Regions from separate parts of the Homo sapiens genome. Here region 1 is linked to region 2. A link is an interaction called in ENCODE POLR2A ChIA-PET data of the cell type or tissue named here. Cell type or tissue: PC-3. All regions are shown on one strand. Links, peaks and the distances in the headings refer to the core of each region. The heading gives the core; the rest is flanking DNA.

Region 1 (8,333 bases), core at 203-8,202, 84 kb after region 2:
CCCCTGGAGAGAGAATGGCCTTCGTCGTCACCAGAGTTCCTGCCTGGCCCACTGCACACATTTCTGACCCATGCCAGGGCCCCCTGAGATCACTGGAGTTGTGACCCTTATGTTTCAAGCCATTTGAGTTCATTGAAGTGGGCAGATCAGTGGTGGTGGTGATGGAGTCTGAAGAAATTGAGGAGGGAATAAAATATTTGTTGAGTGAATGAATGAATGAATGAATGAATGAATGAATGAGTGAATATGTCCCTGGGCTTGGGTTGAGTTTTCTGGGTAGCTTGAAGGATAGAAAATACAAGGAATGCCCTAATGTGATGATCTGAGGCAGGGACTCTGGAGTCAGGCTGCCTGGATTCAAACCCCATCTTATTAGCTGCTGCATAGTGAACTCTGGACTTCAGAGTTCCCGTCTGTAAAATGGGGAAAGTAGCTGTTACACCAGGTGGCTACATGAATTAAATGGGATATAAAGTGTTAAGCACAATGCGTGGCACACAATAGGTGTACAACAAAAGTTAGCTATGAAAGTCCTTTAAAAATGCACCTTTTGGGCCGGGGGCGGTGCTCACACCTGTAATCCCACTACTGTGGGAGGCCAAGGCAGGTGGATCACCCAAGGTTAGGAATTCAAGACCATCCTGGCCAACATGTTGAAACCCCATCTCTACTAAAAATACAAAAATAATAGCTAGGCGTGGTGGCAGGCACCTGTAAGCCCAGTTACTCAGGAGGCTGAGGCTTGAACCCAGGAGGTGGAGGTTGCAGTGAGCTGAGATCGCACCGCTGCGCTCTAGCTTGGGCTACAAGAGCAAAATGCTGTCTCAAAAAAAAAAAATGTACCTTTTATGAAATTGAAATAAAGGTCTGTAGTTTAGTTAATAATAACATACCCAGGTTAGTTTCTTAACAGTGACATATGTATCCCCAGTGAGGGGAAAGCGAGGAGGGGTATATGGGAACACGCTGTACTGTCTTTGCAAGTTTTCTGTAAAACCCAACTTGTTTCATGATAAAAAGTGCACCTTGGTTGGACGCGGTGGCTCACGCGTGTAATCCCAGCACTTTGGAAGGCCAAGATGGGCCTGACCAACATGATGAAACTCCGTCTCTACTAAAAATACAAAAAGTAGCCGGGCATGGTGGTGTGCGCCTGTAGTCCCACCTACTCGGGAGGCTAAAGCAGGAGAATTGCTTGAACCCAGGAAGTGGAGGTTGCAGTGAGCCCAGATCGTGCCACTGCACTCCAGCCTGGGTGACAGAGTAAGACTCTGTCTCAAAAAAAAAAAAAAAAAAAAAAAAAAAAAAGTGCACCTTTGGCTGTAAACTATATAAGTCTCGTTTCATCAATGCTTATGCCAAATATTTACTGAAATTAAAATCTGCAAATGTACTCTCAGGTTTTCATGCATCGAGGCCATAAAATCTGTTTGTGAAATAATTTCCCAAATTGGTTTTTAAAATGTGTGGCTATTTTGGGAAATACCGCTTTCTATATCATTGGCTGATCCAATGTCATGATGTATACAGGCACTAGTGAGCCATGGTGGGTATCAGAGCAGAGGGTGAGCAGCACCACAAAAGTTCTAAGTTGGGATGAATATCCTGGCTGAAACAAAGAGGTAGAATGAAGTCCAGAAATCAGAACAACTGGTTTGAGTCTCAATTATACGGTTGCCACCTATGTGACCCAGAGCCAGTCACTCAGATTCTCTGAGCCTTAGTCCCTCCATCTGTAGAATGGGCATAATAATCATACTTACTTCAGAGACATAAGATTTAACAGATTTAAACTTAAAAAAAAGTTACTTCTGGGCCAGGTACGGTGGCTTACGCCTATAATCCCAGCACTTTGGGAGGCCAAGGCGGGCAGATCATCTGAGATCGGGAGTTCGAGATCAGCCTGACCAACATTGAGAAACCCTGCCTCTACTAAAAATACAAAATTAGCTGGCATGGTGGTGCATGCCTGTAATCCCAGCTACTCAGGAGGCTGAGGCAGGAGAATCGCTTGAACCCGGGAGGCGGAGGTTTTGGTGAGCCAAGATCATGCCGTGGTACTCCAGCCTGGGCAACAAGAGTGAAATTCCATCTCAAAAAAAAGTTACTTCTAACAGGACTTAGGTTTAAATTAAAAAAAAAAAGACTCAGCAGAAGTCTGGCCTATTGAAAACACTGAATAAATAATACAGTTGAGGCCAGGTGCGGTGGCTCACATTTGTAATTCCAACACTTTGAAAGGCCAAGGCAGGTGGATTGCTTGAGGTCAGGAGTTCGAGACCAGCCTGGCCAACATGATGAAACCCCGTCTCTACTAAAAATACAAAAATCATCCAGGCATGGCGGCAGGTGCCTGTAGTGCCAGCTACTTGGGAGGCTGGGGCAGGAGAATCACTTGAACCCGGCAGGCAGAGGTTGCAGTGAGCCGAGATTACGCCACTGAACTCCAGCCTGGCTGATGGAGCGAGACTCCATCTCAAAACAAAACAAAACAAAAATGCAAAATAATAATAATAATATAGTTGAGTGCTTCCATATCCCTTTTTTTTTTCTAGTCCACCATGTCTGTTATTATTATCCCCAAAACACAAATTAGAAAACACGGTATAAATAGAGGCCACAATGGCTTTGTTAGGCTTGTGAGGCTTAAGTTTCAGGGCCTCTTTCATAGCCCCAGCAGGGGCCTTAGCAATGTCGTCACATGGTGACATGTGTCTGTAAAATTTGCAAACACAAGGTGTTTTTATAGGGTTTGTTTTAGAGGTCCCTACCCCCTCCAATTGTAAAGTTTCAGGTTCCACAAAATCTAGATCTGTCCTGTATGGAGGAGAAGTACCAGCACAACAAACTCCACAAAACCAACTCTTCCTTCTCTGGACTGGAATTCCATGGCATCCAATGCCACTGTAATGAACATGGGACCACTGGATTTGGGAGTCGATTGGCTGGCTCCAGACTCCTTAGCTGTATGACTCTGGACACCTTCCCTTACCTCCCTGAGCCCTATGGCCTCATGAATAATATGGGAATTAATCACGATAGCACACAACCAACCCTAGGAGACTCTCCATAGATGTATGTTTCTTAAAAATGGAAAATGGCCTTTTTCATAATGGGATTCCATGTGGAAACTATGAACATCGCATAATTCTTATGCATCTGTCTTTTTGTTCTTAAACTTGTGGCTGAAATACCCATCAGTCAGGTCATGCCTCCAAACTTGATTACCTTCAGATTCCAAAGGACAATGGCCTTCACATGACAATAGCCGCTATCTCTTAGGAGGATAATCAAATAAGAGCATCTAATTCAAGAACACTGGAATGTGAGCTCTATGGGTGCTGAAACCTCAACTAGGTGATTAGTGAATATCCCAGGGGTTGAAATAGACCAAGAAAACCAGAGACCACGAAGGCCCTGCTCTTTTCTCTGCTTAACCCAAACTACAAGATCTCCCATATTCAGTTCTGATTGGCAGTTGAATGTAATGGTAATGAATGCTGGTTGTGGAGTTGACAGAGAACTTAGTTCAAATCCCAGATCTACCATTTATCATTTGTAGGACTCTGGGCAAAATGCTTAAAATTTCTTGGCCTCAGCCGGGCGCGGTGGCTCACGCCTGTAATCCCAGCACTTTGGGAGGCCGAGGTGGGCGGATCACGAGGTCAGGAGATTGAGACCATCCTGGCCAGGCATGGTGGCGGGCACCTGTAGTCCCAGGCCTGTAGTCCCAGCTACTCGGGAGGCTGAAGCAGGAGAATGGCGTGAACCCAGGAGGTGGAGCTTGCAGTGGGCTGAGATCGCGCCACCGCACTCCAGCCTAGGTGACAAAGTGAGTCTCTTGTCTCAAAAAAAAAAAAAAAAAAAAAAAAAAAAAATTTCTTGGCCTCAGTTTCTTTATCTGTAAAATGAAGATAATAGTACCTACCTTATATGAGATTATACACAGACAGCTTTTAGCATAATGCTTACTGAACAGTAAGTGCCCAATAAATGTTAGCTGTCTGTATCAGGCAGCAATAAGTGGCCGCTATTTTCCTGTTTTTTTCTTTCTTTTTTCTTTTTTTTGAGATGAAGTATTGCTCTATTGCTCAGGTTGGAGTGCAGTGGCACGATCTCAGCTCACTGCAACGTCTGTTTCCCAGGTTCAAGTGATTCTCCGGCCCTAGCCTCCCGAGTAGCTGGGATTAGAGGCGCACTGCCACCACACCTGGCTAATTTTTGTATTTTTGGTAGAGACAAAGTTTTACCATGTTGGCCAGGCTGGTATCTAACTCCTGATCTCAGGTGATCTGCCTGCCTTGGCCTCCCAAAGTACTGGGATTACAGGTGTGAGCCACTGCACCTGGCCTATTTTCCTGTTTCTTTTTCTTTCTTTTCTTTTCTTTTCTTTTTTTTTTTTTTTTTTTTTGAGGCAGAGTCTTGTTCTGTCGCCTAGGCTGGAGTTCAGTGGTGCAATCTCGCCTCAATGCAAGCTCCGCCTCCTGTGTTCATGCCATTCTCCTGCCTCAGCCTCCTGAGTAGCTGGGACTACAGGCACCTGCCACCACGCCCGGCAAATGTTTTGTATTTTTAGTAGACACGGGGTCTCGCCGTGTCAGCCAGGATGGTCTCGATCTCCTGACCTCGTGATCCACCCGCCTCAGCCTCCCAAAGTGCTGGGATTACAGGCATGAGCCACCGCACCCGGCTTATTTTCACGTTTCTTGAATGTTTGGTAGAAGTGTAAACCTGCTTACGTCTGGTGTGTGTGGGCATGTTTACGCATGTATGTATGCATGTACACATGTATGCATATATGTTAGCTACTAATTTAATTTTCTCAACACAGGTCTATTTAGGATTCTGGAGTCTCTTGGTTCAGTTTTGGTAAATAATGTTTCTCTAGGAAGTTGTTAATTTTGCAGTGTTCAACTTTTTTTGGCATGAATTTTTTACAGTATTAAATTTCAGTTATTACTCTCTTCTGCATCTGCAGTTATGCTCTCTTTTTATCCCTAATATTTTTATGCATTTGTTCTTTTTTATTAGCACTTAGTAGACTAGTAGATTATTAGTCTTTCCAAAGAACCAGCTTTGGATTAGCTAGTTTTTTCTGTGAAACTGTTTGCTATATAATTTTAAAAATTACCTCTATTACCTTCTTCCTTCTGCTTTCTTTGGATTACTTTTTTTTTTTTTAACCTAATAGCTTGCATTTGTAGGAATTAAAATGTGGCCAAGCAATAGTACTAAGCTCACAGGCTTTTCTTTTTTTTTTTTTTTGAGACAGAGTCTCGCCCTGTCGCCCAGGCTTGGAGTGCAATGGCGTGATCTTGGCTCACTGCAACCTCCACCTCCCGGGTTCAAGCTATTCTCCTGCCTCAGCCTCCCGAGTAGCTGGGATTACAGGCGTGCACCTCCACACCCAGCTAATTTTTGTATTTTTAGTAGAGACTGGGTTTCACCATGTTGGCTATGCTGGTCTCAAACTCCTGACCTCGTGATCCACCCGCCTCGGCCTCCCAAAGTGCTGGGATTACAGGCGTGAGCCACTGTAAAGGATTGTTGTGAAAAGTAAGATTATGCATATGCTTGATAAATGTGAACTGTTATTATTATCTTCATGTCTCAGTTTCATCACCTCTAAAATGGGTCCATGGACGGATTAAATAAGGTCATCTGGGTAAAGTACTTGGCTCATACATGTTACTTGGGATCAGTATTATTCCCCGGATGTACAAAATACTTGTCATTCATTATAACAGTCACGACTGTGCCCAGGGGTGAGCAAAAGCCTCAGTGTCCTCAAGGGTCCCAGGATCAGCCACAGAATTTGCAGGGCATGGTGCAAATGAAAACATAGGGCCTCTTGTTAAAAATGTTATTAAGAATTTCAAGATGGCCACAGCAGAGCATTAAGCCAAGCTAGAACCTGTCTGAGCTCGGGGCCCTGTGTAACTGCAAGGGTTGCATGTCCCAGAAGTTGGCCCTGTCCTCTCTCAAGGTCACCTGGGCAGAAAGCTGTTGTTTGGGTCTTGAAGGATGAGTTTTGTAAAGGCCCCTTGCCCTGCCCCTTCACACATGTGCATTCTCATTCTTCTAACTAATTCCAGGACCTTGGAATTCCATCTGACCCCTAAGGGCTGCTCCTAATGCAATCCGGGGGAACACTAGATTCAGAGTCAGCCCCCAAATCAAAGGCCAGCACAAAACCCTGGATAAATTACAGCTGTTATAAAGAAGCCACCTCTTCACCCTTGTTCTCATTTTCCTTGCATTTATAGTCACAACTCAATGAAGCCATCAACATTTGCTATTCATAAACTTGTTGGATAAGCAAGGCTGATGGGCTCACAGTGATAACTAGAGGCACTAAAGAAAGTGACAAGCTTCAAATTGGAGGCCAAGCCATACTTCTAAATGTACAGCATATTTTAAAAAAGAATGTGTGATGGTTTATATTGATGTGGCTCAGAATAACATATTTCTATAAGAAACTGTTAAATGAATTTGCAAAAAGGCTAAGTTGGCTTATGTGCTATATGTATGCGTAGACAAACATCATGGAAATACTAGAGTTTTCTCTGTTGTAAATGCTGCTGCTGTCCAACATGAATCGGCACCATGTCCTCCTTGCATCAGCTGGCATCCCTGTAGCATTGATCACATACATGCCAGGTCTCCTGCTGGCATCTTTAAAGGACTATCTCATTTAGTTTTCTCAACCCCTGTATGGCTAGTAAGCTACCCAAGTTCACTTAAAAAGTGGGTGAGCTAGGTTTACAACCCACCTGTCTGACCACAAAGCCTATGTTCTAAGCCACTATCCAAAATAGTCACCCAGGGCCAGGTGCAGTGGTTCACACCTGTGATACCAGCACTTTGAGAGGCCAAGGCTGAAAGATTGCTTGAGCCTAGGAGTTCAAGACCAGCCTGGACAACATAGTGAGATCTCATTTCTACCAAAAAATTTAAAAATTAGCTGGGTGTGGTGGTGTGTGCCTGTAGTCTCAGCTACTTGGGAGGCTGAGGTGGGAGGATCACTTGAGTCTGGGAGGTCAAGGCTGCAGTGAGCTGTGGTCGTGCCACTGCACTCCAGCCTGGGCAACAGAGTGAGACTTTGTCTCAAAAAAAAAAAAAAAAAAAATTACCCTGTCATATCGAGTGACAAAAAGAGATCAAGATACCAGAAAAATAATACAAATGTATTTAATAAAAACTGTACTAAGACCTTTACATCTCCTATTGGTGTTGTGAAGAAGGTCTGATTATTTATTTATTTTTTTGAGACGGAGTTTTGCTTTTGTTGCCCAGGCTGGAGTGCAATGGTGTGATTTCGGCTCATGGCAAACTCTGCCTCCTGGCAAACTCTGCCTCCCAGGTTCAAGTGATTCTTCTGTCTCAGCCTCTCCAGTAGCTGGGATTACAGGTATGTGCCACCACGCCCGGCTAATTTTGTATTTTTAGTAGAGATGGGGTTTCTCCATGTTGGTCAGGCTAGTCTTGAACTCCCGACTTCAGGTGATCCACCTGCCTTTGCCTCCCAAAGTGCTGGGACTACAGGCCTAAGCCACTGCGCCTGGCTAGGTCCGATTATTATTATCCCGATACGGCAGATGAGCAAACTAAGGCTTGGGGAGGTTGAACAACAAAGGCTGTGCAGCTAGTGATGGATTTAGAGACAGCCTGTAGAAGCAGTTAGAGCTTCAGAAAACAAACAAGAGACCTTTTTTTTTTTTTTGAGATGGAGTCTCACTCTGTCGCCCAGGCTGGAGTGCAGTGGCATGATCTCAGCTCACTGCAAGCTCCGCCTCCTGGGTTCATGCCATTCTCCTGCCTCAGCCTCCCAAGTAGCTGGGACTATAGGCGCCCGCCACCACACCCGGCTAATTTTTTGTATTTTTAGTTGAGACGGGGTCTCACCGTGTTAGCCAGGATGGTCTCGATTTCCTGACCTTGTGATTTGCCCGCCTCGGCCTCCGAAAGTGCTGGGATTACAGGCGTGAGCCACCGTGCCCGGCTGAGACACTTATTTTCTTTGAAGCAATGGAGAACTGTGTGGCCAACTTTTAAATTATTCGTTACTTATTTTTTCCATTCAACATGGAACATATTTAGCCTTTAGTGGTCCAAATGTTGAGAGGTAGAGGAGCATGTAGGGCTCAAAATCCTGAAGCCACAGGAAAAGAAAAGAAAAATACGTGGCTTGATGCTAGTGAGGAAAGAGTTAAAAATTATCTTGCTTGTCTGACTTAGACATTGCTGGACGAGGCCAGAAACTTTTCTCCCCCCAGAAAATGTTATAAGTAAACACTGTATGTAATAGATCTGTACTCTCTAATTGTAAGCCC
Region 2 (8,333 bases), core at 37-8,036:
TGTTCATTGCAAGGTTATTATCTTTAATGAAAAAATGCCTGCTGAGCGGACTACAAACCATTTGGTTCCCTCCTGTCAGGGGAGGAAAAGAATAACATTGAACAAGGCTGAAGGTTTTTATTATCACATCGTAAATGAGCAAATGGCATCTGTCAATACAAAGTGACTCAGAGGTGCATGGAAAAAGAAGTTGTATGGGGAGGCTGTCGAGTGACAACACGGATTTTTATTAACCTCCTGGTCCAGCATCTCTTTTCCTATTTTATTTTGCCTCATTCACTTTGCAACATAATAACGCTATAAAAACACTCAAACAGGAAGCTGATCACCATTAAAAACTGCAGGACCGCCTTGCTACTGAGCAACAGCAAAGAGTTTGGATCATAGACTATCTTCAGGGTTTTATACTTAAGTGTGCCGACGTGGGTGTATTTTCACATGCAGCCCCTGCCTGCTTTGGGTCTTTTTGAGAAGATATTTCTTTCCAAGAATAACACAGCCTGTTTGCCTAAGTGTTAATTCTCACAAAGTTTTCATATTTGGGTCATAAACATCCTTCACGACACTGGTAAAATGGCCAAGGTGTTTATGGGCTGCAAGAAATGTTTATGCCAATGCATAAAGGCAGAAATGGAACCGTTCACATCAGACCTGAAATGAGCTGCCCTGGAGTGGGGGAAGGGGAGCCAGAAGCCCACCCCCTACCCCCAACGACCCCCCAATGATTTCGCTGGAAGTTGTTAAGGTGGATGTCTCATAAAAATGTTTTGTAAATGTTAACAGCGATTCAAGCTTAAGCAGGTGTGGGGGCAGTGAACCCTGGGAGGACAATGGGAAGAGGGACCGGAAGTCCTGCCCACTCTGAGGGGAAGCAAGTGCTTTCCCTTATGCCCAGGGCAGGGCATGGAGGAGGCCTGGGCACAGAGTGCCAGAAAATGCCAAGGCTCAAGTTCTGAAATTCTGACAGTTGGGGCCCACCACGTTGTTCAATGAAATTTAAAGGCTGGGTATGAATTGGGTGATGACTTCCATGAGAAGTCAATAGCTACAGTGCAGATGTTTTAGTGTCCTAAAGACAGTGACAATATGGTAGATCTAAATATGTTTTGACACAGAAAGATTTCCACAATTTTTTTTTTAAATAGAGACGGGGATTTGCTATGTTGACCAGGTGGTCTCGAACTCCTGGCCTCAAGCAGCCCTCCTCCCTTGGCCTCCCAAAGTGCTGAGATTACAGGCATGAGCCACTACGCCTGGCCTCTTCCACAATTTTTTTTTTTTTTTTGAGACGGAGTCTCGCTCTGTTGCCCAGGCTGGGGTGCAGTGGTGCTATCTCGGCTGACTGCAAGCTCTGTCTCCCGGGTTCACACCATTCTCCTGCCTCAGTCTCCCGAGTAGCTGGGTGTCAGGCACCCGACACCACGCCCGACTAATTTTTTTTTTTTTTTGTATTTTTAGTAGAGATGGAGTTTCACTGTGTTAGCCAGGATGGTCTCGATCTCCTGACCTCATGATCCACCCGCCTCGGCCTCCCAAAGTTCTGGGATTACAGGCGTGAACCACCGCACCTGGCCCACAATTTTTTTTTTAAAGCAAATTTTAGCCAGGCACAGTAGCTATATTCCTCAGCTACTCAGGAGGCTGAGATGGGAGGATTGCTTTAGCCCAGAAGTTGGAAGCCAGTCTGGGCAACATAGCAAGACCTCATCTCAAAAAATAAAAAATTTCCAGCTTAGAAGATCCTTTATTGTTGTTTTAAAAAATAGCATCTACACAGAGAAAATAACCTGGGGAAAACAGCCCAAACATCACAATGGGTTTGAATGTTCTCTACTTTGTATTTCTGTGTTAATTGTTTTTTTTTTAGAGGTTATGTAGAGATAAAATGTCATAGATCTATGTGTAAGGACATTAAAAAACAAAAGTGCGGCCAGGCGCGGTGGCTCACGCTTGTAATCCCAGCACTTTGGGAGGCCGAGGAGGGTGGATCATGAGGTCAGGAGTTCGAGACCAGCCTGGCCAGCATGGTGAAGCCCCGTCTCTACTGAAAATACAAACGATTAACCAGGCGTGGTGGTGTGCACCTGTAGTCCCAGCTACTCAGGAGGCTGAGGCAGGAGAATTGCTTGAATCCAGCAGGTGGAGGTTGCAGTGAGCTGAGATCGTGCCACTGCATTCCAGCCTGAGTGACAGAGCAAGACTCATCTCAAAAAAAAAAAAAAAAAAAGGTGAGTGCATCCGATTATGGCCTGTAGCCTTGTTGACTGTATTGTGTCATTGTCTGTTGCCTGGTTTTGATAATGTCACTGTGGAGAGCAGCTGGGTGATGAGTAAATAGGACTTACTGTACTATTTTTACATTTCTGTGATCTAAAAATTACTTCAAAATAAAAAGTTACAATAGGGCATCTATTAGTTTGTAAGTGAAATAATAAAGAAAAACAAAGTAAAGTGAGTCATAAAATAGATGCCCACAACATATTGTTGAAATTTAAAGATGCAGATGGCAGAGCAGAATGCCTACACAAAACATACCCAGCAAAATGGTGCACAAATATGCTCAGAGAAGTGTATGGTTGGAGGTTGCCAAATCTAATAGTGGTGATCAGTAGACGGAAGTGTCCACTTTTTGGGGGTAACTTTTTTTTTTTTCTTGAGACAAGGTATGGCTCTGTCACCTAGGCTGGAGTGCAGTGGCAAAATCACGCCTCACTGTAACCTCTGCTTCCTGGGCTCAAGCGATCCTCCTGCCTCAGCCTCCTGAGTAGCTGGGAATACAGGAGCCCACCACCATGCCCAGCTAATTTTTGTATTTTTAGTAGAGACAGAGTTTCACCATGTTGGTCAGGCTGGTCTCGAACTCCTGACCTCAAGTGATCCGCCTGCCTTGGTCTCCCAAAGTACTGGGATTACAGGAGTGAGCCACTGGGCCTAACCATGCATTTAAAAAAATTTTTTTTAAATTTGTTTTGAGATAGGGTCTCACTCCACTGCCTAGGCTGAAGTGCAGCAGTGGTACTTAAATTTTTTTTTTTCTTTTTTTTTTTTTTTTGACACAGAGTCTTGCTCTGTCACCCAGGCTGGAGTGCAATGGCACCATCTCGGCTCACTGCAACCTCCACCTCCAGGATTCTAAGCGATTCTCTTGCCTCAGCCTCCCAAGTAGCTGGGATTACAGGCATGTGCCACCACGCCCAGCTAATTTTTGTATTTTTAGTAGAGACGGGGTTTTGTCATGTTGGCCAGGCTGGTCTTGAACTCCTGACCTCAGGTGATCCACCTGCCTCAGCCTCCCAAAGTGCTGGGATTATAGGCGTGAGCCACCGCACCTGGCCCTTAATTTTCTTTCTTTTTTTTTTTTTTGAGATGGAATCTCACTCCATCGCCCAGGCTGGAGTGCAGTGGCGCGATCTCAGCTCACTGCAACCTCCGCCTCCTGGGTTCGAGTGATTCTCCTGCCTCAGCCTCCAGAGTAGCTGGGATTACAGGTGACTGCCACCACGCCCAGCTAATTTTTGTATTTTTAGTAGAGTCGGGGTTTCACCGTGTTGGCCAGGCTGGTCTCGAATTCCTGACCTTGTGATCTGCCTACCTCGGTCTCCCAAAGTGCTAGAATTACAAGTGTGAGCCACTGCGCCCAGTAATTTCTTTTTTAAAGAAATTATGACTATACAAATGCATAGTCAGCTTTTTAAAAAAATTAATTACATGTATAAATACGTGTGTATGTGTATAGTTAAACCTCCGAATAGCACAAAGTGTGTCCAATAACAAATACTGTTAAACACATCAGCTAGTTTCTTTTTAATAAAGGGAAATGTCATCATTAATAAACTGGAAATCTCTTTGGCAGCTCTTCCAAATTCTACTTTCCATCTTCCCTCTTCAGAGACAACCATTATCAAGACGGTATGTGTACCTTTCAATCTGTTCCTTATATTTTATCATGCATATAAGAATTCAGGCAGGGCGAGGTGGCTCATGCCTGAAATCCCACCACTTTGGGAGGCTGAGGCGGGTGGATCACAAGGTCAGGAGATCGAGACCATCCTGGCTAACACAGTGAAACCCCGTCTCTACTCAAAATACAAAAACAAAATTAGCCGGGTATGGTGGCGGGTGCCTGTAGTCCCAGCTACTTGGGAGGCTGAGGCAAGAGAATGGCGTGAGCCCAGGAGGTGGAGGTTGCAGTGAGCCGAGATCACACCACTGCACTCCAGCCTGGGTGACAGAGAGAGACTCTGTCTCAATAACAACAACAAAAAAAGAATTCAAATTAATTCATACTTTTTTTTAATTGTATGATTGGTATTTTACATATCGTTCTTCAACTTGCTTTCCAAATTTGCCATTATATTTTTGGGATCTATTCATGTTGATTCATACATCTCCTGTTCAGAGCTGTTTTTCTATAAAGGGCCAGAGTAAATATTTTGGGCTTTGTGAGCCATAGGGTCCCTGTTCACTCTGCCACACCCTAATGCTATAGCTGAGAGGTAGTCATAGCAGTACGTAAATGAATGATGTGGCTGTGTTCCAGTAAAATTGAACACTAAAATTTGATTTTCATAGAATTTTACATATTATGAATATTCTTCTTTCGTCCTTTTAAAATTATTCAAAAATGTAAACATCATTCTTAGCCCATGAGCTGTACAAAATCAGGCAATGGGTCACTTTTGGCTCACTGTTTGCTGACCCCTGCTCTAGTGCATTAATCTGAACAGCTGTAGAGGGTTCCACTATGTCTATACCCATTTCATGTGTCCATTCCCCTACAGAGAGATATTTAGGTTGTTTCCTTTTTTATTGCTGTTGCGAAATGGAGCCCTTAAGCAAGTCTTCTTATATCATGTGTCCTATTTAATAGAAACAATAAATGCATTTCATGAATGAGTGAAAAGGCAATATTGCGTCAATACCATCTGTGACCTTTTGAAAAATAGATGCTTGCCAAAGATGCCTATGGAAGAATTGGCACAAGAATTAATGCTTTTAAAAAGCTCCAGATGAATTAAATTATTGCCCACAGTACTTACATTTTCTTCCTCTCTAGCAAGTGTTTAGGGGCTCAATTTAATGAGATTTGGGTGCGGTAGGAGTGCTGGCTCTGAGCCGGTGCCAGCAGTAGATGGCGGTTGATCATAGTGCTAAGTGCTTTAAATCCAAGTCTCACCACAGCCCTGTAGAATCAGGGCTGTTTTTTAGCCCCATTTTTCAGATGAGCAAGATCGACGGGCAGGAGTAGAAGTCTCAGTGGCTAAGTATGGCAGGAAAGAGAAACGGGATACAGAAGTTTACAACGCCTGGTAGAGCAAGAGGCTCTCATGAAATTATACGGACTGTGGTCGGTTGAATAATGGTCCCCAAAGATATCCGTGCCCTAGTCGCTGAAACCTGTGAATATTTTACACAGTCAAAGGGACTTTGCAGATACGATTAAAGCTTTTTTTTTTTTTTTTTTGAGATGGACTCTCTCTCTGTCGCCTAGGCTGGAGTGCAGTGGCCTGATCTCGGCTCACTGAAACCTCAGCCGCCTGAGTTGAAGCGATTCTCCTGCCTCAGCCTCTCGAGTAGCTGGGATTACAAGTGTGCGCCACCACGCCTGGCTAATTTTTGTATTTTTAGTAGAGACGGGGTTTTACCATATTGGCGAGGCTGGTCTGGAACTCCTGACCTCAAATGATCCACCCACTTCGGTCTCCCAAAGTGCTGGGATTATAGTTGTGAGCCACCACACCCAGCCAAATTAAGGCTCTTAAAATGGAAAGATCATCCTGGATTATACGGGTGGACCCAAGGTAATCAAAAGTACTTACTTATAAGAGGGAGGCGGCAGGTAAGTCAAAGGAGGAGAGAGGGGATGCACCAGCAGAAGGAGCGGTCGGGTGATGTGAGAAGGGTTTCAGGAGCAAGGGATGCAGCCGGAAAGCCAGGAGAGGGAAAGGAAGTAGACTTTCCATTCCAGACTCCCCAAGGAACCAGCCCTGCCAACACCTTGACATGCATCCCGTGAGACTAATTTAGGACTTCTGCCCTCCAGAACTGTAAGAATAAATTTGTGGGCCGGGCGCGGTGGCTCACGCCTGTAGTCTCCGCACTTTGGGAGGCCGAGGTGGGCGGATCATGAGGTCAGGAGATCGAGACCATCCTCGCTAACACGGTGAAACCCCGTCTCTACTAAAAACACACACAAAAAAAGTTAGCCTGGCGTGGTGTTGGGCGCCTGTAGTCCCAGCTACTTGGGAGGCCGAGGCAGGAGAATAGCGTGAACCCGGGAGGTGGCGGAGCTTGCAGTGAGCGGAGATCGCGCCTGCACTCCAGCCTCCGTCTCAAAATAAATAAACAAATAAATTTGTTTTGTTAGCGCCTCAGATTTTTTTTTTTAATTTTTTTGAGAGGGAGTCTTGCTCTGTCGCCCAGGCTGGAGTGCAGTGGCATGATCTCGGCTCACTGCAAGCTCCGCCACCTCCCAGGTTCACGCCATTCTCCTGCCTCAGCCTCCTGAGTAGCTGGGACTACAGGCGTCCGCCACCACGCCCGGCTAATTTTTTTTTGTATTTTTAATAGAGACAGGGTTTCACCGTGTTTGCCAGGATGGTCTCGATCTGTTGACCTCGTGATCTGCCCGCCTCGGCCTCCCAAAGTGCTGGGATTACAGGCATGAGCCACCGCGCCCGGCCAGCCCCTCAGTTTTAAGTTCGTGGTAATGTTACAGCAGCAAGAGGGAATTAACGCAGGGCCTGTGAGTGAGTTAGGGAGAAAAGTGAAAGGGGACTTTAATAAACAGTGCTACTGGGCTGGGGTTGGTGGCTCATACCTGTAATTCCAGCACTTTGGGAGGTCGAGGCAGGAGGCTTGCTTGGGCCCAGCAGTTCAAGACCAGCCTGGGTAACATAGTGGGCGGGACCCCTGTCGCTGCAAAAACTTATTTAAAAATTAGCTGGGTGTGGTGGCACGTACATATAGTCCCAGTTACTTGGGAGGCTGAGGTGGGAGGATTGTTTGATCGCAGGAGTTCAAGGCTGCAGTGAGCTATGATTGTACCACTGCACTCCAGCCTGGGTGACAGTGCAAGATCTCATCCATAAAAATAAAACAATAAAAATAGTGCTAATCACTTTAAATGGACTCCTCTTAATTTTTTTTAGATAGAGGAAAAAATCAGAATTCCTTCTGTTGCTTGATTGTGCTTCCTTAAATAAGTCTCCTTGCATTGCCTGGGCTGCATAGAGCCACTGTTTTGTTTTCAGATTTTGCAATTGTTCGTGGACTGTGACTGTGAGAACAGAGTTGCTGAATCCACTCACAGAATGGGAAACTATGACACAGGCAGATCCATGCTTCCCTAAGGAACCAGAGTCTGAAGCTGTGTTCATTCACATCATGAGATCTCACCCTCGGCCGGGCACGGTGGCTCATGCCTATAATATCAGCACTTTGGGAGCCCGAGGCAGATGGATCACCTGAGGTCAGGAGTTTGAGACCAGCTTGGCCAACTTGGGGAGACCTTGTCTCTACTGAAAATACAAAGATTAGCTGGGTGTGGTGGCATGTGCCTGTGGTCCCAGCTACTCAGGAGGCTGATGCAGGAGGATCGCTTAAACCTGGGAGGCAGAGGTTGCAGTGAGTTGAGATCTCGTCACTGTACTCCAGCCTGGGCAACAGCCTGGGCAAAAGAAAAAAAAAAAAAGGAAAAACAGAAATCTCACCTTCACTGTTATGTTAATGAATACAGAGTCCAACTTATAGTCTGTAGTGAGACAAGAACAAAAATTGGGAAATTGTGTAGGTAGAATATGGCAAAAGTACAATATAAATGGAACATAAATATAAATATGTATAGTTACTTCTTTTTAAAAAAAATTTTACACAAATAACTCTTCTAGACAAATTTTAAAATACAGATTTTAAAAAAGAAAAATAAATGTTCTTGTTACAATATAGAACAGATAACTACTGTTGGCCTAAATACACAAGTATTTTCACAAAAAATGATCATACTGCATAAACCATCTTGTGACTACTTGGTGTTCTAAATCACCATGTACATCTTTCCATGCCAATAAGCACGTTTTCTTTCTTTTTTGTTGTTTGAGATGGAGTCTCACTATGTCGCCCAGGCTGGAGTGCAGTGGCACGATCTCAGCTCACTGCAACCAACCTCCGCCTCCATGTTCAAGCCATTCTCCTGCCTCAGCCTCCCAAGTAGCTGGGATTCCAGGCATATGCCACCACGCCCAGAAAATATCTTTTAAATTTTTTTTTTATTTTTTAGTAGAGACGGGGTTTCACTATGTTAGCCAGGATGGTCTTGATCTCCTGACCTCGTG

What was found. ChIA-PET counts read pairs that join two places held together with the same protein. Peaks named below come from ENCODE experiments on the same cell type or tissue, not always from the same donor. Only the 100,000 strongest peaks of a DNase experiment are listed, where the experiment ranks them.
Region 1: POLR2A ChIA-PET joins it to region 2 with 10 read pairs; 4 of 35 experiments call an interaction of 5 or more read pairs at or near these places.

What each region holds. Positions count from the first base shown.
Region 1 is chr20:52,017,881-52,026,213 of GRCh38, forward strand. No RefSeq gene overlaps it. Among named protein-coding and RNA genes, the nearest start is that of LINC01429, 160 kb to the left of the region's middle. In PC-3, for the core only: no CTCF peak of the experiment used is centred there; no DNase peak of the experiment used is centred there.
Region 2 is chr20:51,934,289-51,942,621 of GRCh38, forward strand. No RefSeq gene overlaps it. Among named protein-coding and RNA genes, the nearest start is that of LINC01429, 76 kb to the left of the region's middle. In PC-3, for the core only: no CTCF peak of the experiment used is centred there; DNase peaks (open chromatin) are centred at 183 and 4,473; H3K4me3 peaks cover 780 bases; H3K27ac peaks cover 954 bases.